Regions from separate parts of the Mus musculus genome. Here region 2 is linked to region 1. A link is a contact called in ENCODE POLR2A ChIA-PET data. All regions are on one chromosome and are shown on one strand. The core of a region is the stretch at or near the end of the contact, and the rest is flanking DNA. Distances in the headings are between cores, read along the strand shown.

Region 1 (7,273 bases), core at 1,311-3,810:
GACTGCATCATGCTACTAGAACAATGTACGATTTAACGCCTATGAAGCTTATTTCTGGAACTTTCCATTTCATATTTTGAGAAGGTGATTAACTACAGGTCCCTGGAACCAGACATAAAGACTAACGTAGCAAGGATTGCCAACAACAAAAGCTATACTTATTCAATGATAACAACATTCTAGAAAAGATGATCTCAAACAAATACGCTAAAGGTTTTAGGGTTCAGTGAACACTTAATTATTCCTTTTGATTAAGTATTAGCTGCATATCTAATTGATGACACAGAGCTACTAATTAACCTACTAGATGACATGTATTTCACAACCCAGTTGCAAGATATTTAAGACTCTATCTCTATAAATTGTTATGGGTGACTTATTGAGGGCACAGAGACGGTTATTTAAGTTTTTTTGTTAAGTTATTTAAGTTACTGTCCCAGGTATTTACCAGATTTAATGACAATAATGTATTTTAAGCAGCAATAATTACAATGAATATAATACATGGCCAACACTTAATGAGTCTTCTTGTTTTCTAAGAATTTGCCTGAATTACCTCCATTTCCTTACCCTAAAAAAGTAAATATCGGTTCCACTTTCTTTACAAGTGGAAAAAGAAAATCAAGACCTGGAGAAATCAAGTAATGTGCTCACAATCAAAAAGCTGACAGAGGAAGGGACAGGGATTCAGTTTCAGGTCACCCTGGATTACCCATTAGACTGCAGGCGACCCCTCTAAAGAATGAGTATCTTCTAAGATCAGTAAACGACAATCAAGATTGAACAATCAAGTTTTATCTCAAAACCTGCTTTGTCTGTTTTTAACTTTCTGTTAATAACTGGCTGCGGCAGAACATCAGGCTATGTCAAAGACAAAGCCTGATTATTTTCTTATGAGTATGATTTCAGTCACAGTGGTCAAATATCATGGTAATATAGTAAACTTACTATAAATACAAATGAAACATTTCTCAAAATTCTAACTGATGGCCTACTGGCTTATAATAGTGTATTTACCACGTGCTTTATTACAAAGTTTTCAGAAGATATGTATACACTGCATATACGTGTTTGTCATTTTTAAGTTTCTCTGATGGGACCGACCTCCATGCAGCCAATTCTTTTGCAATTCCACGGTATTTCAAATCCAGTATAACGAGGGGAACGGTAAGCCCCTCTCAAGGCGAGTGCAAAAGGGTCCGAAATATCCAAGACTGTTGTGGGATGAAGGAGGAACAGATAGATCCTTCCGGAAGATACCTGAACCCTACCACAGGTAACAAATTAACTATGCATGTGGTTTCAGTGTCACACGCCAGGACACATGCCAACACGGCAGGCTAAACAATGACACTCCCAACCAAAGAAGGTAAGGGAGCGTTTTGTTTAAACTGTACTACCGGGAGTATCGTTTCCCTATGTCCCAACAGTTCCCACTACTAGGATTCAAACCTGAGTACTAAGCTAAAATTGATTCCAGATTTTAAAGATCAATAGGTTCACCACTTTGAACGTGGAAACGCGGTTGGACTAGAAAACCATCAGATGCTATGCCTGTAGAATGTAGTCCAACTCTAGTGGTTATTAGACGGGCAGGTTTCCTAGCCTTCCCTGTGCCTCAGTTTCCTTAACTGTAAAACAAGACTAGTAAGAGGGTCTCGGTGGGTTGTACCAGGTAAGTAGGAGCTCTCAAGTGCTTCAAACCGTCTGTGGCACATTAAAAAGTGATCAATATACACCCATGGAGCCTTGAGGCTACTGACGTCAGGTCACGCAGGATTCCAGACAGAGATGCAAACACTGGTCCCCGCCCAGCAGAACCCCCTCCGTGTGTCGCTGCTCCCCTGGAGCACCTCGGGGGCTGTGGGAGGACCGCAGGGCACCGATCTGCTGGCGGGAGGGAGCCACCGAGGAAGGGGAGGACCCGGGAGCGGCCCCCACCCCGACGCCAGCCCCTCACCTTCCGGAAACTCGGGCACCGCTAGGTCCTGCTCCCAGCCGTCCACCTTCTGCAGATACTGGTAGACCAACTCATCCTTCTCTTGCTGGGTGACGGCGTCCAGCAGGGCGTACTCGAGCGAGGTCTGCGCGGGCAGCAGGCCCGAGAGGCTCGCGCCGCGCGCTCCGGGAGCCGCCATGTTGCGCGAGCTCCCGAGGGCTCCGGGGCCGAGGGCGCGGGTCGGACCAGCGTGCGCCGCCCTCTTGACTCAGAGCGGGGCCTGGCCAGCCCGGCCCTGCGCCACACACGCTTCCGCCTCCAATAAGCCTTCCTCCGGACGCCAAAGTCCAAAGGGCCGTGCTTCCCTGGCGCGTAATTAAACTCCAGAGTTGCCCACCCCGCCCCTTCCAGGTTCCGGGCCGCCGCGAAGCCTGGACGTTCAGAGCGCCAGATTCGACACGGGGAAGGCTGCTAGGGTCGCGCTCCAGAGGAGCTGGGAACCCATTGCCTTTGAAGCCCGGCAGGGAATTCCAAGACAAATAAAATTCAAATAACCATGTACACGTTTAAAAGAGCCGACTTAAGAAAAGCCTGCCCATTTGTGTGTCCCACTCTTAAACTGAGATCAGCCGATTCGGCACGGCAGTGACAGTGGGACAGCGTTCCCGCCAAGAAAGACTCGAAAGGTAAAGAAGGTAAAGCAACCCTCGGAGGAGACTCTTTTTTTTTTTTTTTTTTTTTTTTTTTTTTTTTTTAATGTAGGCAGTGAGGCCGGTGGTTTTGTGTTGACAACAACAAAAGTGTCCTGTGACTCTGGGTGTGCTGAAAGTGCGGGCGCGAATGGAATGTCCCGCGAGCTGGCGCAGAGAGGAGGCAGCTGCAGCGGGGTCCCCCTGCTGCCAGGCCAGGTGTGCCCACGAGGGACTACCGGGAGGAACGGGGCGAGCTGCACAAGGGCTCATTGGGATGTTGGCATTATTTAACCTGGGAATAATGTAGGGCTCCTTCATTGATCTTCCCCCCACCCCAGATCCAAAGGCAAAGAGCGGGAGCCTGTAGGAATTTTCTGGTACCTGACCTCTCTGGAGGTCTGCAGAAGTGGCTGATTGATTTCAGGGCAGACAGCCCCTATGGTGTGGAGTACAGTCTCACATGTTTGAACTTTGTTCACTGTGCAGGGTTTGATCCTAGGATGGAGGAAGAAATGGACTGACCCAGGAAGCTGAAACTGGTTGGACCCATGAGTCACGAATAAGGGCAGCTGTCGGTTGTAACCAACACCTCTTTGATTATGGTCTAGTCTATGGACTAGTCTCACACTAAGTAGACTAGGGACTGTGACTGGACTTGTAAATGGACACTTGTCCACATGAACGAGAGCCAGAATAGCTTTCTAACCATTATATGGAGACTGTTTTCAGTTAAAGTCATTGAGCCTGGTACTTACCGTCAGTGCTTGACATTCAAGACATTCTTGATTCTTATTTTTATAAATCAAGTTCTGAGAAGTTAAAAAAAAACCTGAATGAAATAGTGTCACAATGTAAAGAAAACCGTATAGATGTTACCCTGTAGTGAGTTCTCTTAATTTTATTATGGTATAAAATGGAACAGCAGGTGTTCACAGGTACTAAGTGGGTTGTGTGCCAATATCACCAAAGCTTTCAGTTCCAACCAAGTTAGTTGGCTTTTGGCTACTTTTTTTTTCCTATTAAAAACTTGTTACAAGAAATGGACTCTGAATTCACCAAAGACTGGTGCTGTACTCACAAAAATCATTTGGCCATGTTAGAAGACACGTTTTGGGAAGAAGAAATCTGGGAATATAAATCTAAAAGAAAGCCCAAACCCGTACATCCAAATAATTGTTCTGAAAATATTTCAGAATCTGTTGAAAAATCAACAGATGGAAAACACCAGTCAAAAGGAAATGAAAAAAGGACTTCAGAAAATCCAGGCAAGACGAAGGACCACAAAGTGTGCCTTGCAGAAACAGACAGTCAGATTTCTGCAGGTTCCAGTCAGAGTTCGAGCTGTAGAGATGAGAGTCAGCAGTCTCAAAACAAAGAGACAACACCGAAAAAGCAACATAGAACTCGCAGAGGGAAGCAAGTGACCCCGAAGGTGCGCCCTGTTTATGATGGATACTGCCCAAGCTGCCAGATGCCCTTCTCCTCATTGCTGGGTCAGACGCCCCAGTGGCATGTGTTTGAGTGTTTGGATTCTCCACCTATCTCTGACACAGGTAAGGAAAGACCCATCAAGGCTCCTGCCAGTGTCCCCTCAGTCCCCCCAGGGACTATAGGCGCTTGCAACCATGACTGACTTGTTTACGTACAGGTTTGTAATAGGAACCCGGGTCCTTGTGGACACAGCAGGCACTTTGTCGACTGAGCCATCATCTCAACTTCTCAGTTTCCACAAATGTCGCTGAACCTTTCTTTCACTCTGCTTTCTCCTACTTAACTCTTATAAGGACTATATAAGTTAAGTGGTATTAACACTTTATAGATGAGTGTTCCTACAAGCTGAATAAACCAGGCCTATTTGTTATCCTACTTTAGAATTAGATAAAAAAAAATTATAAATACATTTGGTTTCTAAATATGGATATGTTGTATTCATCATGCATGTTAATATACCAGAAGAGGAACTAGAAGGTAGTCTGAGATGACTCAGCCTCACAGAAATGTGCCAGTAACAGAAGTGATGCCATGCTTTTATTATATTTTAAGATAAATGTCATGTTTAACACATAGAAAATTCCCCTTGGACTATGTGGGGAATGAGTTATGACTATTTGTTTTTAAGTTATCTCAAATTTCCCTGTAGAAAGAGGATCTGGAAAGCAATCTAGAAGTATTTGGTTTAAATGTAATAAATAGAACCTTGTAAAATTACGCTGGATTAATTTTTTGGTGTTTTAATGTTGATCTTGGAAACAGCTGTTAACGCAGCTAGCCGTAGATATTGCCATAGTTCTTAGAGGTAACCCACGGAGGGCTAGGCTTGGTGGGCCACATCTTTTATCCCAGCACTTGGGAGGTGTTCAAGGACAGCCTGGTTTACATAGAGAGTTCCAGGATAGCCAGGGCTATGTATAAAATTCCTGTCTCAAAACAACAACAACAAAATGGTGAGCCATGGTTTTGTCCTAGTGGTTACTTTATGGTGTTAGTTATGTCAAGGTTTATTGTATAAAGTGGTCATTTTTTTCCTTTTTAACTATTTTCAGAATGTCCCGAGGGTTTGCTATGTACTTCCACAATTCCTTCCCATTATAAGAAATACACTCACATCCTGCTCGCTCAAAGTCGAGATAGCAAGGAGCCTCTGGGCAGCCCCTCGGATGCATTGGCTGGGCTGTTTGCTGCAGCAGCGCCAGGTTCTCCTTGTAACCTTGAGGAAAGACGCTCTATGACTCTGAAAACTGAGAACTTAAGAAAAGTCTCAGATCACTCTTTGTTGATGATGCAGTATCTAGAAACATCTCAGCCTTCAGCTGAAATCAACAGGAAGAATGTCTCTTCCCCATGTTCTCAAACATCGCCAGTTCCACAGTGTGCAGAGTTCGTCAAGAGAGACCAGCTGGTGGGAGGTGGATCGCCTCTTGCTGAGGTTGCATTAAACAGCCAAAGCAAGTCAGGGAGTATGGGTTTGCCATTGCCAGAAAATGACACTGACAGCTGTGAGATCTCTTATTCTCCGCTGCACAGTGATGAAGAGACTTACGACATAGACCAAGAGCTGGATGATTCACAGCAGGAACTATTTTTTACCCAAAGCTCTAAAGACAGCAGCCTAGAAGAAGATGGCTCTGCCATATTTGAAAACCTTCATGGTCCCTCCCCAAAGGAAGCAGAGGGGATCCGGCCCACAGCGAAGAGCCTGGTTGCCCAGGCTAGGTGTAGTGCACCGAGTGAAGGCAGTACACTAAGTGACTCTTTTCTGCTTCTCTTCTACACCTCGAACAGGCTTTCCCAAGAAGACCTACCACACACAGATGCGGCCTTCCACTTGCTTTCACCTGCCTTGGCAGTGGGAGGTGCTGCTTCTAATTATCAGACCAGTAAGGCCAAGCTCGACGAGCCAGAAAAATTCCTCTCACTTGCATCAAGTCATCAGCAACAGAAAATTGAAACATCAGCTGTTGGCAATCAGACTTCTCTGCCGTTACTTACAAGAGCCAGGTCAAAGCCACTTGAAAAGGAGGGAGGCAAGTGTCTGCCTTTGCATCCAACCCAAAGTCAGACCAGAGGATCACCGCGCAAGGGCTTGGGTGCTCCAGGGGCTAACTGTGCCTGCAGGAATGCACAGAAGCGCTCTAGCATGCCTCTTGACAAGCCCTTGGGCACATCGCCTTCCAGTCCCAAGTGCAGCCCGAGCCAACCGTCTAAGAAAGTAATGAAGCAAATGGATATAGGCGTGTTTTTTGGACTACCACCCAAAAGACAAGAGACGTCACTGAGGGAAAGCGCATCAGAAGGGCCCAATGTCAGTCCAGTTGTGAGTCCCAACCAAAAGAGGCCCCGGTTGTGCAAGAGGAAAGCCCAGAGCTCTCTGAGTGACTTAGAGTTTGATGCAAAGAATTTAAATGAGAGTCAGCACTCTGTGGGACTGTCTGGAGAGAAGCGGCAACATCGAAGAAAGAGACATAAAACGTCAAATTCACCACGGGAAGGACCATGCCAGAGAAGGTCAGGTCACCTCATGAACAACCCAGAGTTGGGACCAGTCATCCTCAGCAAAGGCAAAGCCTTCGTGAGACGGACTCGTGGCAGGACGCAGAGAGGGAACATGAACATTTCAGAGTCCTCTGGTGCAGGGGAAGTGAGAAGAACATGTCCGTTCTATAAGAGAATCCCCGGTAAGTTGGAATACCAACTTCAGCTTATCAAGGAAGACACAGCAGTGCCTAACGTCACAGGTTTTTTTTTTTTGTCATTGATAAGTCTGAAATAATTTGTGTGGGGTATATTATTTTTTTCGCTTTTTATGATATTTTATGACTCTTTTAACAGGGCTAGGGCTTGGGTTTTTCTCCGTTATGAGCAAATTTGTATTAACCATTTCCTATGCTACTATAATGATTAGGTAGCTATTCTGGATTATAGGAAGGCATGTGAACTGTGGAGATTCCGTGTAACCTTAAAGACGGTGAGACGGCAGTGTAAATGTAAGGAAAGCTGCTGAGGATACACGGGCTCGGCGGCTTGAAAGAAGGGGAGAGTAACTGGCTCTACTTACCACAAATGCCAGTTTTCAAGCAATGTGAGAACCGAGGGTTTTCTGCTTTTGTTTATCTGCCCATGCCTTCACAGATAAGTTCGTGGG
Region 2 (6,409 bases), core at 1,762-4,261, 40 kb before region 1:
AGCATAATAACCAACTACTGAAATCACTTTCTAATACCCGGTAAGAAATCCCTGACGTTACTACAATAATGATCAGATTATGAGATAATAATGAGATGATTTTATTCTCATTTTAACTTCTTACTTTCATACAATATCAGGTTCTAGAAGAGAACTACTAATAAAGAGAATATCTAGTTTTGGTCGTTTAAAATGTCTATGTCTTCTATAAAGCAGTGAGCAGATTGAAGGAAGCCAGGTCTCTCAGTATGAACATTTTAAGGAAATGACGTAGTGACCGCATTAAATGAATAGTTATACAAGACCCATTTTTACATGCACCAGGAAACACCTCCCTGAAGTACTGCAGCACAGAGCGGCACACAACTGTAACAAGTTCTGGGCAGCTGCAACTGCAACTGCAGAGGGCTCTGTCTCAAGATGCTGAAAAGGACCCCTACTAATTTCTTTTGTAACACAGAGAAGTTGACACCTTGATTTTTAAATTTATGCCAAAATGATTATAAGGAAGACAAGGCGCCAAGAGAGAGGGAGAGGGCGAGGCCATGAGATCACCGCCTTGCACTGGCACACCACACAGAGGTCCAGTGCGAGTAGCACCCGCGACTGCTACGGGGCACAAAGGCGGGTAAGGGCGAGGACACAGGATGAGTAACACACTGCTGAAGCACGTGCAACACTTACTGCGAGGGAAGAGGTCTAAGCACGTCAGAGAAGAGTCCCGTGGGAAGGAGAGGTGCAACAGTGAGCTGACACTAAGCACTAGGGGCCAGCACTGCCTGCAAGTCTGTATTAGACACTATCTTTGTAGCAATGCACCCACAAAATTAAAATGCAGACTGATGTAACTTGAGCAATCATTTTCCTACTATAAATATCGACGAGCCTTCTGACAAGGAGACTTAGGCAGCCCTGCCAGGACATCCCAGCTGCTGTGACCTGTGGCTGCTGCTGTACTCACACCTCATGCACCACTGGTAACCCAACTGCTCACGTCACTACTGCCTCTTGCCTAGATGACAGCTAGAGTGTCCTGAATGGTCTTGCTCCACTCTAAGTGCTGGAAGGGTTCTTCCAAGAACACATCAAATCAGTTCACTCCTAGATTAAAACTTTCTATAACAACATTTGGAATGTCCAGATCTCTTAAAAGGACTCAAGGTGTGGCAAGACCTGATGTTACTGACACCAGCAGCATCAGCTCAGCTTGGAAGACCTCTCTACAGAAGTCCTCCATGACACTTCAAATCCCTTGGCTAAGGATCTCGGCATGAAGGAGCGCAGATGCTGCTGACACAAGCACTCTCTACTGTCACTGTTTGCCGATCTGATTCTTCTGAGGATGGGCATGTCTTCCTTTTACTTCTAACACAGAGGTCATCTAACTGCATCCCTAGTGTCCAACACAGTGCCTAGTGAAAGGAACCAACGAACATTTTATGTCAGTGGTCCTCAACCTCCCTAATGCTGCGACCCTTGAATACAGTTCTTCACGTTGTGGTGACTCCCAACCATATACTTATTTTTGTTGTTATTTTATAACTGTAATTATTACTAAGGTAAATCATAATGAAAATATCTGTGTTTTCTGATGGTCTTAGGTGACCCCTATGAAGGGTCATTCAGTCTCAAAGGGATCACAGCCCACAGATTGAGAACTGCTGTTTCAGATGCGTGACTGTCATAAACCACTACACAGCTGCGTTCCACACCTGTGCCTGGACACCGGAGGTCTTGAACTTGCTAGACAGCTGTCCCTTTCTACAAATAAAGATGAGTGTAGTGGGCTGGGCGGTGATGGTGCACACTTTTAATTTCAGCACTCAGGAGGTAGAGGCAGGTGGATCTGAGCTTGACGCTAGTCTAGAGTACAGAGTGAATTCTAGGATAGCCAGAGCTACACAGAGAAATACTGCATAAAAAGCTAAAAGCAACCAAAGATAATTGTGATAGCTTGTAAGCTTGTACCTACTTCCTATTACTACATAACAACTTTGTGGTCTGTGACTGTGTTCTGGTCAGCTTTTGGTCAACTTGACACAAACTGGAGTCGTCTGAGAAGAGGGAACGTCAACAGAGAATGTGTCCATCAGACTGACCTGTGGACAAACTTGTGGTCACTGATGATTGACATGAAAGGGCCCCGCCCACTTTGGGTGGTACCACCCTGAACAAGTGGTCCTAGGTTTGTGAGACCGCAAATGGGCAAGCCAGTGTGCAGCTCCAGTGGCCTGGCTCAGTGCCTTCCGCAGGCACAGGACAGACTTTCAGTCACTTACTTATTCTACATATAGGCTCTTACTGGGCTGTTATCTAACAGATACAGCACAGGGCCGAGTACACTGAGTAAATGGAACCAGGCTCATTTCTTTAAGAGGTAGTCTAGTAGGAAGAAACAGTTATAATCAGGCATGAGCCAAGAGACAGAGAAGAGAGGAGCAAAGGGGAGTGCAGCCAGCCCCGCCTGAGGCTGAGGGAGGAGGGGGAGTCAGGAGAAGTACTGCTCCCCACACTCACGTGCCCGCCTGGTGCCAATGCTATCCTAACTCTTCACACAGCAATCCCCTAGGTGACACAAACACATACAATGATGGAAAATGACAGAGGTAAAGGGGCTCACTCACTCTCCTGTGCTTCCACAGTAAGGAGAGCTAGGACTGCCATGCAGCACTCTGAAGCACCTGAAGGAGTGACTGCAGACACAGGAACTGTGTTTATGTTGTGAAGGATTAAAGCCCCACCTAACATTTCTGGTTCTCTCTCTAGGCACTCAGAAGAATGGCTCCTCCCAGGCTCTTAGAAATTAGATGCAGCCACAGGCTTAACTAAGGCTGATGAAATACAAGTGGAAGTGACGTTATGTCACCTCTGAGCAGCAGCTTTGAGAACCAGCTAGTGACTCACCACCTCCTCCTCTCTATCTCTGCCAGAAGGGCTGGCAGAGCTCCTGACAGCAGCTGCCTCCTCGGCCTGGGGAGCAGACCAATGCTCCCCAGTGAAGCCACTCGAGAGAGCAAGAAGCCTGTTGGGCCATGTGGCTGAGTGTGCGCACCCTGGCACGGTGACCTGGGCAGGGAAGCTGGGGACTAAGGAGGACGGCTGTCCCAGGACACAGCCACTTACCTTTTCTTTGGCAGTGTGCCAGAGTCTAGGAGGAGTGCCCATATCTGATGAGTCCCTGCCATGGCTATCCACAGGATGTCATTTCTTTGGACCTCTGAACCTTTATGAAAATAAGTAGCATGTATTATATACATATCTGGTTACTATGATACTTTTTAGGAATTGAAATCCATAGATGATACTAGTTTTTATAAATCAGCTGTTTCAGAACACGGTTCCTCAGGGAAGATGTGTTACTAGAAACCTTCCACCTCACCTGCAACAGTTTCATGAGAACCCAAAGCTGTCATATTTTTTTTAATTAAATGCAGTACAGGGTGATAATTCAATACATGTTTACAATGTGCAATGACAAAATTAAATCAATTAGCATTTCCATTTCCTTAAACCAAATCCACACATTCTTAATAGCAGTATGTCAATCTGCATCTCTGGAAACAATGTTTTTAAACACCGATTAAAACATTTTTTATGTGACACAAAAATGGGCTGATATTCTCTAAGAAAACTCTGGCAATTTCCACAAAAGAAGTGATGCTTTTAAGAGCAGTGTGGAAGCATACTCCTGTAGTCCCAGAGGCTAAGAGGCAGATTTCAGAGGAGTGTGGTGGCCCATTCCTGTACTGCAGAGGCAGAGGGGCAGAGGGGCAGAGGGGCAGAGGGGCAGAGGGGCAGAGAGGCAGAGAGAGGCAGAGAGAGGCAGAGAGGCAGAGGCAGAGGCAGGAGAAGCCCAAGTTGGAAGCCTGTTAGACTACATAGCAAGTTCCAGGCCAGCCTGGGTTACAAAGTAGAGACCCTGTGTTAAAACAAAATAACAATAAAAAGAAGCTAAAGGAATGTGTCTTTTTATTACCAAAGGCATGGGATTTGATATTCAGACACAAAGTAGATCAGTCATTTGCAAATGCACTATCTAGTAGCCTCTAATACTTACGGGGTTGTGTCTGTAGGAGTGTGCACATGTGTGTGTGGAGGCTGGAGGTCAATGTTGTGTCTCCTTCAGTCAGGCTCTGCTTTATGTACTTACTAGACAGGTTCTCTGTGTACCTAGAGTTCACTGATCTGGCTGGACTGGCTGGCTACTGGGAAAGTCCAAGGATCCTCCATCTCAGCCCCCAGGGCTCTGAGGCAGGCCGAGCTTTTTATGTGGGTGCTCAAGACTGAGTTCAGATCCTCATGCTGCACGGCAAGCCCTTCAGCAAATGAGCCACCTCTCGGGCCTGGTTTAAAATCCTTCAAGGAGTTTAGCAGACCAAGGGTACAGTATATTATAATATGCTGTTTACTACCATGAATTTTACCATCTTATTTTTGTCTAAATCTGAATGATGTCACACTTATTATAAGGGGAAAAGCTCTGCTCCTCAGATTTATTCTGTTAACATATTTAATTAGGAGGCACTCTGAAGTAACTGAGACGCTTTAACTAAAGTAGTCTGGTAAGACATTATCTTACAGAATTATTTTATTTGTAATTTTTTAAATTTCAAGTATTTTGTGATGAGAAGGGTATTCGTTCCTAATTAGTAATAAGTTTCAGATGTCTTTTAATTTAGTAACAACAGAAACAACGTACAATGATGACGGTTCTCAAGTTATCAAGGATACTATATCTCTGAGCGCTTTCCAAAACCCATTCCCGACTTTGGAAAGGCCCCTGAGATAGGTACTGTTAGCAAGTCCCACTCCAGATGAGTGCCCAAGCACAGGGAAGCTAGCATGCCAGGTCAACTAGCCAGCAAAGGAAGGAACTGAACTCTGGGCCCAAGCCAGGCTGAGAGCAACAACGCCTCAGTCATGGTGTGCTGATCCGCTCTCTGTTCTCAACTGCTCTGCAGCAGGAAGTACCTCAGTGTGCTTCCTTCACACAACCGTGCCTGCAGATGTAAGTGCTACCAACGGGGATTCTGCTGCCCATGTTCTGGGGACTCAGTCTCTGCTTTATCACTTTAAAAGGAGATCAAAAGGCCTGCACAATTAATTTTTAACACACATCACTTCATCAGTTATTCTAGGGCTACTCTCTGGGACTGCTAAAATGACTATGTCATCTAAGCTAATAAAATATTCCATTATTTCAGATATAATGACATTCAGATGAGAACTGCTTACAGGCAGCAGTACTCAAATGTCAGCCATGATCATTATTTCATGAATCTGGATCTTACCTTTAGAGCATGTTGCATTAGGCAAGCATAATAGATCTACAAACTCAACAGCCTGGAGCAGATGGCACTGAGGGTAAAGAGTAGGACACAATGTCTCCCTCACGTTTGTTAATTCGATAATAAGCACTGACTACTACTGTACTACAACACACAGTATCCACAATGCACAATGTTTACAACTGCTTACTTGTGTTAAAACCATCACAAATCGAAGATTATAAAGGTACTGTCTAGGACCCAGTACATGCCAGTTCAACAGAAACAACCTACGATGATCATATCAAACCATGGGAATGAGTTCAAGTTCCTGATTAGATAAAGGTATTATTAACCAAGGAAATGAACAACAGAGTAACAGAAAAGCTTCAGTAAGCGAAATAAACAAAGGCACGAATGGGTCGTACTTTTACAACGTCTGGAATGTTTCCCACTCACGATATTCCAAAGCCTATATTTATCCCATAACGTGTTTAGACTAATACACAGAGAACTGTAGACAATTACAGTTTGAAGCCCACTACTAGGCTCTCCTAATTTGCTCTCAATGGAATTAAATTAAGCACCTGGTGTGATGATGGCCTTTGACACAAGAGGACTCAAAGCATCCTTTCTATGATCGAGGAGCCAAATAGTTCAGGGTCTGAATCCTGGCTGCAGTTTCTTCACCTGCCAAGTGAGGCTGACTGTCCAGCCTTAAAGATAGCCAAGGGGATGAGTCCAGGCTTGGGAAGCTAAGCACCACACAGTACTGGTGAGTGCTGGGTCCTAGACAGTACCTGCAGGCTCTCAGTTCCTACACCAAGAATGCTCCCTCTCCCTTCTCCTAGGACTCGCACTGGCAGTCCCCAGCTTGTAGCTCTGTTCAGACTCTTGCTTCCCTACCCAGCATGGCAAACCTGTACCATTATCCTCCAAAATCACCACCGAGGGGAGCAAACCTCACCAAAATCAGCTCTGCTCGTGAGAGAGACAGTACCAAGGTCATCCCAGAACGAACCCTTATTTTATTACTAATTACTTCTATTTATTTTTCATATTTTAAAGATATCTAAGTGTAACTGGATTATATTTCTGTGGATTTTACTTTGATTTTTCAGATAATTTACAATGGGGTTGGG

Evidence for each region. ChIA-PET counts read pairs that join two places held with the same protein, here RNA polymerase II (POLR2A).
Region 2: POLR2A ChIA-PET joins it to region 1 with 17 read pairs in Patski. The contact joins the enhancer-like site here to the promoter of Nhlrc2 in region 1. POLR2A ChIA-PET finds 5 or more read pairs at or near these places in 3 of 5 experiments (Patski and embryonic stem cell).

Annotation. Positions count from the first base shown.
Region 1 is chr19:56,543,548-56,550,820 of GRCm38, reverse strand. It overlaps Nhlrc2 (NHL repeat containing 2), which reads right to left and starts at 2,560. Exons shown (of 11, transcript NM_025811.3): 1 at 1,961-2,560. The coding sequence starts at 2,138. It overlaps Dclre1a (DNA cross-link repair 1A), which reads left to right and starts at 2,699. Exons shown (of 10, transcript NM_001360437.1): 1 at 2,699-2,847; 2 at 3,118-4,184; 3 at 5,175-6,806. The coding sequence starts at 3,671.
Region 2 is chr19:56,584,984-56,591,392 of GRCm38, reverse strand. Nhlrc2 (NHL repeat containing 2) reads right to left here. Exons shown (of 11, transcript NM_025811.3): 6 at 3,124-3,223. Among named protein-coding and RNA genes, the nearest start is that of Nhlrc2, 40 kb to the right of the region's middle. Within about 2 kb of position 3,011, at least 1 of the 3 ENCODE cell types and tissues checked has a DNase peak (open chromatin) inside an H3K27ac peak, as active enhancers do.